Linked DNA regions of Homo sapiens: region 2 is linked to region 1. A link is an interaction called in ENCODE POLR2A ChIA-PET data of the cell type or tissue named here. Cell type or tissue: Panc1. All regions are shown on one strand. Each heading gives the region's core, and the rest is flanking DNA. Links, peaks and the distances in the headings are about the cores only.

The links. ChIA-PET counts read pairs that join two places held together with the same protein. Peaks named below come from ENCODE experiments on the same cell type or tissue, not always from the same donor. Only the 100,000 strongest peaks of a DNase experiment are listed, where the experiment ranks them.
Region 2: POLR2A ChIA-PET joins it to region 1 with 11 read pairs; 2 of 35 experiments call an interaction of 5 or more read pairs at or near these places.

What each region holds. Positions count from the first base shown.
Region 1 is chr15:60,337,803-60,343,181 of GRCh38, reverse strand. No RefSeq gene overlaps it. Among named protein-coding and RNA genes, the nearest start is that of ANXA2, 57 kb to the left of the region's middle. In Panc1, for the core only: a CTCF peak has its summit at 2,330; no DNase peak of the experiment used is centred there.
Region 2 is chr15:60,166,158-60,171,536 of GRCh38, reverse strand. It overlaps LOC105370839 (a long non-coding RNA gene), which reads right to left and starts at 4,640. Exons shown (of 5, transcript XR_932310.3): 1 at 4,464-4,640. In Panc1, for the core only: a CTCF peak has its summit at 2,159; no DNase peak of the experiment used is centred there.

The DNA of each region.
Region 1 (5,379 bases), core at 135-5,134:
AGTCTCGGGTAGTATCTTTATAGCAATGTGAGAATGAACTAATGTATAGCCCAAGGCAATTATGCTTTCAAGTAAATGTCTAAAGATTAATTAATCCAAGAAATAACAAGGAGTTTGGATTAGGAACAGAGAAATGTTTGAAACAAGCCTTTGTTACTCCGAGATCGCCAGATTTCAAATTTTACCATGGAGTCTTGGGTTTTGGAGAACCATCTTGGTCTCAATGAATTGCCTTTGTCTGAATAGACATGAGCTGATATATGACTATGAAGATTTGTTAAAGTCTATAGTTCTGCAGGTAATATTGGTCCTCAGTCATCCATGTATTCATTCATTGACTTCATTTATTCAATAGACACACCTCCTATGTGCTGGTCCCTGAACAAAGCACTAGGGATATGGAGATAAGAGAGAGTAAGAGCAAGGCAAAGCCAGCCAAGCAGAATGACAAGGGCTGTGATTGGGAAAAGCACAGGCACTTGGGGGTTGAGAGTAGCTGATTGCATCCAAGAGAACCACCTGGAAAGTTTCTAGGGGCGGCAATCCTTTTTTGTTTTGTTCTTTTTTTTTTTTTTTTTTTTGACAAATCCTTGCTTTGTCACCCAGGCTGGAGTGCAGTGGTGTGGACATGGCTCACTGCAGCCTTGACCTCCTAGGCTCAAGCTGTCCCTGCCTCAGTCCCCTGAGTTGCTGGGACTACAGGTGCATACCACCACACCTAGATAATTTTTGTATTTCTTCGTGGAGATGGAGTTTTGCCATGTTGCCCAGACTGGTGTCGAACTCCAGAGTTCAAGTGATCCACCCACCTCGGCCTCCCAAAGTGCTGGGATTACAGGCATGAGGAGGCAATCCATAAAGCTGGATTTTTTGGTTGTTGTTTTTTTGGTATGGTTTTCTTAAAAGAGGATTATATAATCATTGCAGAAAGTTGGAAAACACAGAAAAGTGTGAAGAAGAAAACGGAAATCACCTGAAACCCCAGTTGGAACGGATTGCTATTAATATAATTGGCAAGATGACCCATTTGGGAATCAGCTCTTGTTTCCTTGACAGAAAGCTCATCAGAAAGAACAAGAGGCAGTTTTTCCTCCCCCTTCTCAAAGAGGAGTTGGTGTTTAGGCAGCCACAGTCAGGCCTTCCTCGCCCCATGGGAGAGTTAAGGTGGCTTTTGGTTTTTCAATGTCTAGTTCAATCCAGGATATATACCTGGATTATCTCAAAGGAGTGGGCTGTGGGGTGAAAGAGAGAAGCAAACAGCCTTTCCCTGGGAGAGCTGGGTTTCCAGAGATGGAAAGAGGAAGTTCCCAGGTGATGGGAAATGGTGCCCAGCCCCCATATATCACCTGGAGTGTCTGACCGCTGATTGGGAAGTCGAGTGTTTGCAGGAGATCAAAAACTGACCACAGCAGTATTGGGTACCCCTGGAAAAGTCTTCTTGACTGGGCCTGGGAATGGGGAATGAGGTCCTGCTCAATGTCAAAGCCTATTTTCCAATCTCAGTCTGATTTGACACCATTTCTTCTCGCATTACCAGAACAGCCCACATCCCACGATGGGAAGCTGGAAGGGAATCTTTTTATGGGTACCCCCTGACTTTGTTTTCTTTTTGACTTTTTATACCTACAATATGTTTCCCAGACAAATCATAGTAAGTATTTCAGACACCTCAGGGCCCCATAATTTAGAGCTAACTTTGTGCTTTGAAGAGCCTAAGTTAATGCAATTTTATGTATCAGTAGGGAACACAGGTTCCCATCAGAGTCATAAAACGAGGAAAGGAAAATGAAGTTTGCACCCAGATATTGTATTTTGAACTGCTGTGAAAACAAAGAAATCACAGAAAATGATTTCAGAGCATAGATGAAGCAAAGAAAGAGGTAGTAGAATCAAAACTTTTCAGCTCTTTAGTGACATAATTGCCAGTTCTGTTTTTCTTCTTCCTTAGAGACACAGTCTTGCTGTATTGCCCAGGAGGGAGTGCAGTGGCTATTCACAGGCATGATCACAGTGCACTGCAGCCTCAAACTCCTGGTCCCAAATGATCCTCCCCACTCAGCCTCCTGAGTCGCTGGGACTACAGGTGTGCACTAGCGTGGGAGGGGGGGCAGCCATTTCTGTTGTAATATGAGGTTTCCATGTAATTGACACCTGGCTTCTCATAGTGACAGACACAGAGTAAGGTAAGGTATGTTAGCCTTCTTCCTAGCCTGTGTGTTGTTTATTTCTTCCTTTGGCCAAGGCCTCCAGAACTCCACATAGAAATTCAGTCCTGGCCCTCCCTCATTTCATCCCGGCCTGGGCATGGAATGTTGACTCAGCTGCGCCTCCTGCTGCTCCCGAGACTCTGTTGGCCTCCTTACCCCTCGGGGAAGGGGTGAGCTGTGCCTGGGGCTCATGCTTTTTCCCCCTCTCATAACCCCGGTCATGTTGGGGCTGAGACTGCTATGCCCCGGGAGCTGACCTCATCTCCCAGCTACTTGGAAGCCCTGTTCTTGCATCACCCTTCTCCCCATGCCCCAGAACCCCTCCTGTCATTCCCTGTCCTGCTCTGCTCAGTTCCCTCTTGGAGGAGTGTTTGCACAATAGGGACAGCAATTTCTTAAAGGGTGGGCCCTGCCCTGGTGCTTGGAGTATCCCATCACTTTATCCAAGGACCTCTGCTGTCTTTCCATCATTGCTGGTGACTCTTTGCTCCTACTTAGAACATTTGCTGCAACCCCTTGCCTGCCTCACCTTATTATAAATAATCTGCCTGCCACTGATGAATTCAGAGATGATGACACAAGTTGTTTGTTTGGCACAAAGAATGTGCTACGCAAGTCCAAAGACCAGATAACAACCTTGTCCTCTCTTCCCCCATCCATCGGTCTCTCTGCCGGAAACTCCCCCCTTGACATTGGTCTTGGCATTAAGATTTGTCCTCAGGAAAAAAAAAAATAATTGGAAGGGGTGATCCATCAATCCTTTAGCATACTTGATTTTATATTCATTTATCATTTCTTCAACAGAGAATATGGCTCTTAAAGAAGGGAACGTGGGGCGGGGACTATTGAACAGGGTATGAGAAAGTGTGTAGCATAACCGGAGGCTGAATGTAAGTAAGCATTTAACTGGAAGAGCCAGATAAGGTGGGTCATTAATGTACTTTTGACGTATTTTATAATGTAATTCTGGGTTTGATACTAGAAGTTTTGAGGGACTCTCCCTCAGAGATACATAAATCAATCAATTCCTATCTCCACCAAATAAAGTCTATAGGGTTAAAGGTGCTCAGTGGTTAGCCTGCTGGGTCGAAGGTGTCTGGGACCACCTGTGGGGCCATAGGACAGTCAGGATGATTGTCTCTGGGTTGGATTCACCTGCAACAAAGGCTGTTACCCTTGAACCCCAGTGGAAGCCTGGGAGTTCTCTTAAGCTGAATCTTTTCCCCAGGGTCTCCCCACTTAGTGTTCCTTATGGCTTTGCTCCCCTGGGAATAATAGTGTCTACCCTGTAGGGTTGTTGTGAGGATTAAATGAGGCAATACGTGTAATGTCACTGGTATAGTTCTTAGTATAAAGGAAGCATTTACTAAAACAAATAAATACATGTAATATATTACCACATCTATAATATATGTCATATTGTAGTGTACGATTAGAGACTGGGCCCCATGGACCTAGGAAAGACTCTTCCTGCTATGCGCTGCTTGGCCTTGGCAGAATCCAGCAGGACACTGGACAATCATTCCAGGGATGCCTTGTGGCTTATCTCCTTCTCGGGCCTGTTTCCATTTGGGGATTCGACCTCCTTGGTTCTCTTGTCTAATAGCCTCGGATGTGCCTCCTGCCGCCTTTCTCTCTGTCAGTGAACCACAAGACCTGACTCTGTGAGCCCTCCGGGAAGCGTACAGAGTGTTTCGACCTTAGGTGATGTGAGGGGAGGTGTTAATGAGTTGCCTATACAGCAACATCATATATTTTCTTGGCAGTGAGGCAGGTTTTTTTGTTTCCATCAATTTTGGACCTTATCAAGTTGATGACTATATGTAGTCTGATGATGGGTGAGAAATAATATTCATGATGTCCGGTGCCTCTTGTTCCTGAAAATCAATTAATTTGGTTACCTAACACAGGGCAGTTCCTTGAGGGAGAGGATAAAAGTTCACTTCCTGGAGCCATGTAACTATGACTCTGATTAAACAACCGTAACAAAAACTGTAGGAAACATTGAGCCAGCTACATTCAGGGGATTTTTGGCCCCACAATATTAGAAGATACTAGGAAGGTCAGGAAGCCTGGGCTGTATAGTTTCTCTTCCACGTGGACATATTCACCCAACAGGTCCAGGCAGTTCTTCTCACACTTGTTTCTGTGACTAAGTCCCTGCCAATCACTTCTGGGGACATCACAGAATAATGATCCATTTTATATTTATTATATAAACCAGCAGTTTTGCTAGTGGGAAATTTTAATCATATGTGTGCAGGTATTATGCCTCAATTTTATGCATAAAATATTTTCAGGATGTGACATGTACAGTGATGGGTTTTTCTCCCTCCTTGTATCTCTGCTTTCCTCTTTTCCTGGAATCTGGCCTCAAGGCACAGATGGGCACACATACCCTCTTAGCCTAACAACAAGTAAGAAGAAGGCTTGCTAGTGGACATTAATCTTCTCAGGGGATAGAGTTTGATTGTCTTTGAGTCCACTTCATTTTCTCCTCCTCAGAACCTGAATCTGGAGCAGAGATGAAACAGGGAATGCCCGATCCATCTATATCAGAAGAGAGAGCTATAGAGGGGATTCAGGAAGAGGAGGCGTGAAGGAATCATAGGAAAGGCAGAGTGAGGCCAGGCGCAGTGGCTCCTGCCTGTAATCCCAGCACTTTGGGAGGCCGAGGCAGGTGGATCATGAGGTCAGGAGTTTGAGACCAGTCTGGCCAACATAGTGAAACCCTGTCTCTACTAAAAGAATACAAAAATTAGCTGGGTGTGGTGGTGCGTGCCTGTAATCCCAGCTACTCGGGAGGCTGAGGCAAGAGGATTGTTCGAACCTAGGAAGCAGAGGTTGCAGTGAGCCAAGATGGCACCATTGCACTTCAGCCTGGGTGACAGAGCAAGACTCCGTCTCAAAAAAAAAAAAAAAAAAGAAAGCCAGAGCGAAAAAGGTACAAGAGGCTGGGCGCAGTGGCTCACGCCTGTAATCCCAGCACTTTGGGAGGCCTAGGCCGGTGGATCACTTGAGGTCAAAAGTTCAAGACCAGGCTGGCCAACATGGTGAAACACGTCTCTACTAAAAATACAAAAATCAGCTGGGCATGGTGGCGGGTGCCTGTAATTCCAGCTACTTAGGAGGCTGAGGCATGAGAATCCCTTGAATCTGGGAGGTGGAGGTT
Region 2 (5,379 bases), core at 189-5,188, 170 kb after region 1:
TTGCTTGACCATCTCATATAGATCGGCCCTTACAACTCTGTTGGAGGAATGTCAGTTGACTGGTGAAGAGATATTAAGAAGTGGTCTGTGTGATGCCTGTTGCTATATGAGTGGTTGTCTCATCACATAACCTCATTTGGGAACCTCATCCTGAAACAAGAGATCACTCTCAGTTTTATGTTCTTTACCCAGCCTTGGTATTTCTAGATTCTATCCATGTCATCTAATTCTAGACTTGGAACTAAGACCCATGCTTTCTGCCATAACCATGGAAAGAAGGATCTTCTACAGGTATGATTTATTTTTAAAGGGCCATGGGCAGGATTCCTAATGGGAAAATCATCCCAGACAAACTTTTGTTAGCAAAGGTGGGTGTGCCAGTGCAAAATGTCCAGATGATTTAGACTAATTCATGTCCCAACTCATGTTCACATTAGACATCCAGTATTTGAGGCTATTTATCTTTTAACATCACAGTTACCTAAGAGAACATATTAGGGCAGACGATGTCAAAAGAAGGGGGAGAGGTATGTAGGGATCTCAGTTCACAATGTGAAAAGTGAATGAGTGAAAGTATCATATCCTCTTGACTCAAAAGTGTACCTTAAGAAAATGAAGTTAATGTTTTATAGTTCATAAAATCATGTTACAGTTCATAAATATGCTTAATATAGTATTTTGTTATTTTCTTCCATACTCTCCATGATTAAATACTGTAATCAATATTTCCTTAGAGTTTAGGAGATACCATTCATTCCTTCTAGGCTAGAATGTCTTATTCACAACTTCTTGATTGTATTTTAGCTTGTAAAACCACCACCACTAAATCTCTTCTATAGCTGATGAGAGGAAGGCCAGGCAGCTCTTTAAAAAATGAAAGTATTTAAATTGGAGAAAACCCAGCTTAAACATGGCAAGTGGCTGAACTGAAGCTGTCAAGGCCAAGCTGTTGTGAATGGGAACCTAACTCAAGGTCCTGTGGCAGACATCAAGTTAAGGGTGTATCCAAAGTTAGAGGCCAGGGCAGTAAAAGACAATGGACAAATTCAGAGTAACACAGGTTTCAGAAGCAGAATTTGTAAAGAATGCTGGGAGCAAAAGTGTTAACTGTGAAGGAATGGGATGATTGGGGAAAGAAACTTAGACATTCTTACTTTTAGGCTGGGCATGGTGGCTCATGCTATAATCCCAGCACTTTTGGAGGCTGAGGCCAGAGGATTGCTTAAGCCCAGTTCAAGACCAGCCTGGACAACATAGGGAAACCCTGTCTCTCCAAAAAATAAATAAAATTAGCCAGGCATGGTGGCACATGCGTTTAGTCCCAGCTATGCAGGAGACTGAGGTGGAAGGGTTGCTCGAGCCTGGGAGGTGAAGGCTGCAGTGAGCTGTGAATGTGCCACTGCACACTCCATCTTGGGTGAAAGACTGAGACCCTGCCTCAAAAATCAAAAAAATTCTTACTTTTAATTTGTGTGCTTCAGGTGCTATTTTATAATGAGCTTATAATTTTTTAATTTAAGAAACTATAAAAATAATTTAAAAGAAAAAATATACCCCAGAAGTAAAAGTGGCTTGCAACTGCTGAGGTGCAGGCCTGGCAAATCTAGAATAACTTATTAAGACAATTATTAGCAACTGCCCTACTTCTATATGCCCATCCTACAACTCTCTGTCTCTTGGGCCTGCCCCTGACAACATGGGACCCAGACAGTCTCTCATCGCAATAAGACTCCTCCTCCAGTGATTCCTCAAGCAGTGATTGAAGGAAGCGGTCTACCTGTAGGCCATACAGACTACTGGATCAAAAAGCACCCAGGAGGAGTCAGTGGTTGAGGTTTGCCTTCTGTAAACCTGGAAGGTTACATGGCTTGTTGCATGCTAATGGCAGAGAGGAGAATCAAATGCCCTGTTATATGAAAACAAATATTAATTTTCCCATTGCCGTGGTCTGAGTGCGACCCCAAAATTCATATGTTGAAACTTACTTGCCAATGTGATAGTATTAAGGGGTGATTAAGTCATGAGGTCAGAGCCCACATAAATGGGATTAGTGACCTTATAAAAGAGGTGCTAGGGAGCTGTTCATGCTTTCTGCCATGTGAGGATGCAGCGACATGGTGCCATCTATGGAGCAAAGGGGGAGGACTCATCAGACATTGAATCTGCCAGCATGCTGATCTTGGACTTTCCAGCCTGCAGAACTGTGACAATTAATTTCTATTATTTGTAAATTACCCAGTTTAAGGTATTTTGTCATAGCAGCCAAAACAAACTGAGACACTCATGCTTTAAGGCCTTTGGTCAGTGTCTACCTGGAAAGGAGCCTTGTTTGCCCTCAAAGGCCAAGAACTGAGAAAGCTAGACATCACTAATGCTCATGTTTCCTCGTGCCATGTCCAGGCAAACCAAAGGGGAAAAAAAATCTTTCTTTCCCTTCTCTTTCATGTGCATGGCACAAGAAAATGAAGGTATGTGGAGGCCCATTTGTGGTCAGAAGTGTATAAATCTTGTGTAAATCTAGATTCATGATTTAAGTGAAAGTGGGGAGGGGATGTAATTGAAACTACCAATGCTATTTATTTCTATTCCAGGAGGATGTTGGTCCACAGGCTGTACCTTCAGTTCATTTGAATTCCTGGTTTTCAGTCACCTCCATCCATATTGCATCTTCTTTTCTTTTATTGTCAGCTACTGCTTATTCCTAAGCATCCTTTTTACTTGAAATACTTCTGTAGGTTTGAAATCTAAGTCCCGGAAACAAGGGTGGCTGTTTGGGTGTGTGTACATTTTTTAAAGTAGGCACTGTTTCTGAGTTGAAACTGACCTGTACATGAGTAAAGAATGCAGTGATTTAAACAAGGGCCAGTAATTTTGCCTGGGCCTCAGGTGGCAAAAAATTTTGAAAAATAGTATCCTCGTAGGAATAGCCAGCAATGACTTGATGGTGGTATTCTTCTCCTGGCTCACATCCCTGCCTTACTGAGAGTTGGAGCCAAATGGGTATGGGGTGGTGGGTGAACGTTAATGAAACATTACGAGTCCCTGGCAGCAACCAGCAGAATCACAGAGTTGCTTTACTGTGTGCTCCTGTTCACCTTACATGTTTATTTTTTCCCTTCAGACTTCAGTGGTTTTTCCAGTGCTCCCCTTTTGAAAAAGATTGATGTGGCTGGCAATGGCGAGGGGATTAACATGAATAACAAATTATTCTTACACGTTTGAAGTTATAGGCCTATTATACTTGCCCTTTAGGGAAACACTGGGCTTTACGAAGCTATTGTTATTCTCAACAAATTGCAATAATTATTAGTGCTACGAGTTGGGTTCCTCGGTTTAAGCTTAGCATATACAAATCATCTGTGCCTTTTGGGAAGCTCCTTTCACTACCTGATTCACAGAGAAATGAGCTGCATGGGATAGGGGAGTATTTCCCAACCCTAAAATGTCCAACTAAGCTTTTTTTTTTTTTTTTTTTTTTTTTTTTTTTTTTTTTGAGAAGGAGTCTCGGTCTTGTTGCCCAGGCTAGAGTACAATAACGTGATCTTGGCTCACTGCAACCTCCACCTCCCGAGTTCAAGCAATTCTCCTGCCTCAGCCCCCGAAATAGCTGGGATTACAGGTGCTCAGCACCATGCCCGGCTAATTTTTCTGTATTTTTAGTAGAGATGGGGTTTCACCATGATGGCCAGGCTGGTCTCCTGACCTCAAGTGATCCGCCCGCCTCGGCCTCCCAAAGTGCTGGGATTACAGGCATGAACCACCACGCCGTGCCGCAACTAAGCTTTAAACTGTCTAAATATTTTGCATGTTAGACCTCAGGCGTTACAAAGAAGAGATGGGTAAAGAAAACCTACAGAAACTGTATTTGTTCATGAGGGGGTGGAATAGAGAGTGTGTGCACCAGATAGAAATAGTTTGCCCTGACAACCCACAAGAATGGTGGTTAGAAAACAGAGACTTAGAAATAGCATCAATGTAGCTTTTTAAGTGGCGGGTTAAGATCTCCAATCAAGTCCAAATCAATTGTGTGACTATAATAACTATATAATCTCTCAGAGCGATCCTTTGCTCATCTTTAATTATAGGTATAATAAAATACTGCAGTTAGAGAAGTAAATATAATAGCAAAAGTTTCTTACTGTGTACATGCTTTTTATAACTATTTTTTTTAGTACTGCTAATACTGGCTTCCCTGCCTCTTATATTTCAATTTCTGATGATAGTCTTCAAAAAGAGAGCCCTCCAATGGGCGGAATAAAGCCTCTACATGGAAGAATATGGGTCAAATCAATATAATGCATTGTATTCAACACTTATTTGAACAGCCGGATTGAAACCACAGCAGCACCAATAAGTAGCTGTGTGACTCCTAGAAAGTTACTCACCAATACAACGCGTCAGTTTCTCTGTCAACCAACAGTACCTATTTCAGGGTTGTTGTGAGAATCAAATAAGGTAGTTACCTGCAAAGCTCTTAGAAGAGCACTGCGAAGTTATTATCTCAGCATAACAGGTCTCCAAGTCTCCTGGGAAGCTGCACAGGTTCCATGGTGATAGGATGAGAACACACGCGTTTCTGTCTTCTTAGGAGGTGCTACTGTTCTTCCCAGGGGCGGGGTCCACTCCTTTCTTAGGGGCGCCATATTGGCATTATCAAAATGGTTGTGTTGGTCCATTTCTGGGAGGATGCTCATGTGCTCTATCTTCTTTATGAGCAGGCTGTTCTTCTCTCAGGACAGTGACTATCGTGGACTAGCTGCCTGAGTTACAACACTGTTCACGATTTTGCCATTAACAAGAAATTCTAAACCTCTATATCTCAGGGGGTCACGTCTCCTTCGGTGGGAAACGAGCAAGATTCATTTCCTTTCCCCATTACCAAATGGGGAAATTTCTGATGGAAAGTAAGTGAACGAATTAAAATGTGGTAGAATTAAGATCAGATATTAAGATTATTCTGGGTTTTTTTTTTTTGTTTGTTTGTTTGGTTGGTTTTTTTTTTGTTTTTTGAGACGGAGTCTCGCTGTGTCACCCAGGCTGGAGTGCAGTGGCGCCATCTTGACTTATTGCAAGCTCCGCCTCCCGGGTTCACGCCATTCTCCTGCCTCAGCCTCCCGAGTAGCTGGGGCTACAGGTGCCCGCCACCACACCTGGCTAATTTTTTGTATTTTTAGTAGAGACGGGGTTTCACCGTGTTAGCCAGGATGGTCTCGATCTCCTGAGCTCGTGATCCACCTGCCTCAGCCTCCAAAAGTGCTGGGATTACAGGCTTGAGCCACCGCACTCAGCCAGATATTAAGATTTTCTAGGCAGGGGATTGAATTAAATAATACCCCAAAACTCCTTTCCTTAGGCCCTTGAAGTGATTACTTTTCATAT